Regions from separate parts of the Homo sapiens genome. Here region 1 is linked to region 2. Evidence: read pairs that join two places in POLR2A ChIA-PET (ENCODE). Cell type or tissue: GM12878. All regions are shown on one strand.

Region 1 (2,500 bases), 52 kb before region 2:
ATTGTGGAAAATCATGAGCTCTCAGATGTATAAAATAATGGGTTGCTGGCTGGGCGCGGAGGCTCACGCCTGTAATCCCAGCACTTTGAGAAGCCAAGGCAGGTGGATCACCTGAGGTCAGGAGTTCAAGACCAGCCTGGCCAACATGGTGAAACCCCACCTCTACAAAAAATACAAAAATTAGCCGAGCATGGTGGCGGGCTCCTGTTATCCCAGCTACTGGGGAGACTGAGGCATGAGAATTGCTTGAACTCGGGAGGCAGAGGCTGCGGTGAGCCGAGATAGCGCCACTGCACTCCAGCCTGGGTGACAGAGTGAGACTCCATCTCAAAACAACAACAACAATAATAATAATAGGTTGCTAGAGAAATATTCCTGGATTCCTGGAATAGGCCCAGAGGGAGGGGTTTGTACCAACCCCAAACTTGCCCCTGCCCTTGTCCCTCCCTGCCTTAGTAAGTTCACAGGGACTTGCCTGAGGCTGCCCTCTGGCTGGCCTAACCACACTTAACAATTCTCTGCCCCAGATGAGGGATGGTAGTTTGCTAGATCTAACGTGGTGAAATATACAAGGAATTCAAAGCATTTTGTTAATATTTTGTAATATTTTTCACACAGAGTTCCTGTAATGGGGTATTGTTGCCTCTGTGTTGCAGTTAAGAGACAATGAGATTTAGAGTGACTTCCTCATATCACACAGTCAAAGGACTTCTGAGAAGTGAACAAAGTTCTGCAGACATAAGGCTTCTGACTTTTACCACTGCCAAGTAATCTCCCCCGAACAGCCTCTCCCCACCATATCAGGTTTCCTTGGCTGAGTATTTAGGAGGCTGCTGGTGAGTCTAATCACTTGGGACATCTTAATAACTGAAGTCACATTGGAGGGGAAAACTCATAAAGAGGCTGTGGGTGATTGAGGGCATCTTCTCAGAAGTCTGGCTCCAAACACGCGTGTTGCCACATACTTGGAATTCTGCGAAGAGAATGCAGAAATATTTCAATCAAAATATCAGTGAGGTTTATCTGATTCTTCCAATACAGTGTTTTCAGAGAAGGAGCAAGCGCTCCAGTAACTGAAAAGCAGCGTTTATTCAAAACAGTAAATGAAGTATTTGTTATTGGCAAAAACAAAGACATAATGTGGATCCCGAGGCAGACTTTCAGGAAGCCAGGGGTGGAGGAGAGAAAGGAAAGAAGAACTGAAAGAGAGAAAGCTTAGAAAAATATGCAGTTTGGTCTTGGACCTTTGCCAGGAAAAGCTGGGTAATGAAGGATTAAAACCGAAACAAAATGAAAAGGAAATAAGGGTAGGAAAGGGCCACGAAGAATAAAGAGCTGGTGATGTGTTTAGTATAAATGAAAAGATCCCAATCTTATTGTGGGTTAGGAGTGTGGGCATGGGGGATGGGGACAGCAGGCTGAGGTCAAACTCAGGGAAAAAAAAAATTAAAAACCCCAGCAAATAAACAAGCAGAGGGGAAAAGATGAGTAAGTAGAAAGAGAAAAGGAAGCACTTTTAACAGGAAGCCGACCAAAATAGATATGTACAGTGCCATCTGAAGGGAAAGGGGGAGAAGGGGCCATTAACGCCATGTAAGCTTAGGAATTTGGGGAGAGATGATTTTAAATATTAAAAAACAGAGGACCCAGCCTGGCCAACATGGTGAAACCCCATCTCTACTAAAAACATAAAAATTAGCTGGGCATGGTGGCGGGCGCCTGTGGTCCCAGCTACTCGGGAGGCTGAGGCAGGAGAATCGCTTGAACCTGGGAGGCGGAGGTTGCAGTGAGCCGAGATCGCGCCACTGCACTTCAGGACACAGTGAGACTCTGTCTCTAAATAAATAAATAAAACAAAAAACAGAGGCCCTTTCGAATGACCTGCAGATTCTATCCCTGTGAATTACAGAGGGCGGAGGCTCTGGATGGTGTCACAGGAATGGTTGGCTGCCATATTTTCCATCCCAGAAGTCAGCCAATTTCAAGGCCAGTGGACAGGATCATAATCACTGTTTTTCAAGGGCTCCAAAGGCCTAGGGTGGCCGTCAGTGGGGCAAGAGGATGAGGGGATGTGTAAGGCCATGAAGGCATTGGGATGGATGAGTGGGTTGGTTGGCAAGAACCCCTGACCACCTGGCTGCAAACATCACAGTAGAGAGCCAGGCCTTGCCTGACCATGGTCTCAAAAAACTTCATCTCCTACTGCTAGGACCACTTGATGTCCATCTGTTGGTGCAGCCTTCTCTCAGCTCTAGGACAAATTCTGGCCTTAGCTGGACTCTCAGGAACCCTAGCCCCATATGCTGGGACCTGGAAACAGGGCATCCTTGCTGCTTATATTGTCTTGACCTTGGGGTTTTTGTTTCCCTAACTGGAAGCTACAGTTCTACATGTTCTTAGCTACAGTTCTACTCTTGACCCTCTCTTGGTCTTGGATTTGTTCCTTGTATTTAAGGCCATGCCTTAGGCCCCTGTCTGCCTCCTAATGCCCTCTAAGGCT
Region 2 (2,500 bases):
TGTGTCCTCCTTTGCCCAGCCCACTCTGTGTGGACACTTCCCCACAAAGACCCAGAACGCTAACAAGCCAAGGGGCAACCCTGGCTATCCATGGGGTGATGTTAGCGAGTCCCCAAAGCTGTATTCCTACATATGGTGGCGAATGAGATGAAGTCAGGACCCCCAAGTTGGGACATCAATCCTGTGAGATAGATGGGGCAAGTATTAATATTCTTAATTTAGAGATCAGGAAACAGACACATAGAGTGATGGCGTTGCCCGGGTCACACAGCTAGTCAGTGATGAAACCAGGTCACAAACTCAAGATGCCCCTCGACTCCTGTGCTTTTTGCATTTCCCTACCCTGCGTCCGAACAGCCAGATTTCCTGTGAGCATGTTACCATACAAACTGTCAGACTTTCCATAAGTGGGTTTATTAGTCCCACCCTCCTTCCTTCCTTTCCTCCTTTTTTAGCATCCATGAGAATTCACCTCTCAAATCTCTAACCACTGGAAGTGCCATTGACCTTGGGCCCCAGCTTCAGCCTCTGAAATCCATCATCACATTGGTGCCGAGACCATGCTTCCTACAGCCTGCCCCCGGGCAATGATTGAGTGCAGCAGGGATACTGAGGCAGGCCTGTTCTTGAGAGACATGGAAACTCCTTTGACCAACAACTTTAGCCCAGGGACTCCCCACTGGCCCTGCCAAATCTTTTTGTTGTTGTTGTTGTTGTTGTTGTTGTTTTTTGAGACAGAGTCTTGCTGTCGCCCAGGCTGGAGTGCAGTGGCACAATGTTGGCTCACTGCAACCTCCTGGGTTTCACTGAGCCTCCTGGGTTCAAGCAATTCTCCTGCCTCAGCCTCCCAAGTAGCTGGAGTTACAGGCGTGTACCACCACACCTGGCTAATTTTTGTATTTTTAGTAGAGACAGGGTTTTACCATGTTAGCCAGGCTGGTTTCGAACTCCTGGCCTCAAGTGATCTGCCCACCTCAGCCTCCCAAAGTGCTGGGATTACAGGCGTGAGCCACCGCGCCTGGCCGCCAAACCTTTCTGAGACTGAACTGCAGTGTACGATGCTTCCATGCAAACTTCCTTCCTTCCTTTTCTCTCTCCTTCACAAGTCAGACCTGCAACGAAGTCTGATAGATCTTCCAGTCTTTTCCATCTCCCTCCCACATTTTCTCTCACAGGCATTTTTTTAAATAAATCTCTTGCGTGTTTTATCTCATCTTTGGGTCTGCTTCTCTGAAGACCCAAACTAACACCATCCCTCTCTTTTTTCCTCCCTCCCCAGCTTCCTTCTTTCTGTACCCTGTCAACCATACTGGAGGTGCATGGATTAATACTATTAATATATGGTTCCCATTCTCAAGGTTCTCAGTCTATTAAAGGACACAGACCTAGAGATAATTCTAACACAGTGAGATAAGTGCAATGACAGAGGTATGCATGGGGCATTGGCAGGGTCCAGAGGAGTGGTATGTAACCGAACTTGGAGCTGAAATGGAGGAAAACATTGAATAAGAATTAATAGGAGTCAGCCAGGTGAAATGAGCTAGGTAGAGGGAGGGGTAAAAAGACATTGCAGGTTGTTGTGTTGCTGGGGCTGATGTTTTTAGGCAAGGGGGGCCAGCAGAGGGGGCCAAAGAGGTGGGGAGGGGCTGAGTATAGGAGGGCTTTGAACGCTGCCCTGAGGGTTGGACCCTTATCCTGGGGCCATTGTTTTCTGAATGTGGGTCTAGGCCAGGCTGCACGAGAATTACCTGGCATCTGATAAAAATATCCACCCAGATAGAGTGCCCTGCAGGGGGGAGCTCATTAGGGGATGAAATATGTGGGTTTTTTTCCCTCTCTCTTTTTTTAAAATCAAAATTTGTCCCTTCAAGCTCTAGAGAGGGCTAGAAAAATCCCCTAAGAGATTTCAAACAAAACAAAAATTCTGAAGGATTACTTGACTAGTCTCCCTTCCCTATGTAGTATAGTACTACTGGTCCCCGCTGTTGTGGGAAAAGTTTTTTTGTTTTGTTATTTTATTTTTTTGAGACAGGGTCTTGCTGGAGTGCAGCCTAGGCTGGAATGCAGTGTGTGATCATAGCTCACTGCAGCCTCCAATTCCTGGGTTCAAGAAATCCTCCCACCTCAGTCTCCTGAGTGGCTGAGACTCCTGGTGCCAGCATGCCTGGTTAACTTTTCTTATTTTTTGTAGACACAGGTTCTGGCCATGAAAACAAAAGAAGGCCAATGTTATCAAAACAATGGAATTAACATTTAATCCTTATTCTGTGCCATGCATTATTCTAAATTATATGCAATAATTAACTTCTTATAGAACTCCTCTGAGGTGGCCGGGTGCAGTGGCTCACGTCTGTAATCCCAGCACTTTGGGAGGCCAAGGTGGGTGAATCACGAAGTCAGGAGTTCGAGACCAGCCTGGCCAACTTAGTGAAACCCCATCTCTACTAAAAATACAAAAAATTAGCTGGACGTAGTGGCGGGTGCCTGTAATCCCAGCTAC

The links. Peaks named below come from ENCODE experiments on the same cell type or tissue, not always from the same donor. Only the 100,000 strongest peaks of a DNase experiment are listed, where the experiment ranks them.
Region 1: POLR2A ChIA-PET joins it to region 2 with 6 read pairs; 2 of 35 experiments call an interaction of 5 or more read pairs at or near these places.

What each region holds. Positions count from the first base shown.
Region 1 is chrX:40,932,231-40,934,730 of GRCh38, reverse strand. No RefSeq gene overlaps it. Among named protein-coding and RNA genes, the nearest start is that of USP9X, 150 kb to the left of the region's middle. In GM12878, a CTCF peak has its summit at 495; a DNase peak (open chromatin) is centred at 1,220; H3K4me3 peaks cover 768 bases; H3K27ac peaks cover 847 bases.
Region 2 is chrX:40,880,056-40,882,555 of GRCh38, reverse strand. No RefSeq gene overlaps it. Among named protein-coding and RNA genes, the nearest start is that of MED14OS, 150 kb to the right of the region's middle. In GM12878, no CTCF peak of the experiment used is centred here; no DNase peak of the experiment used is centred here.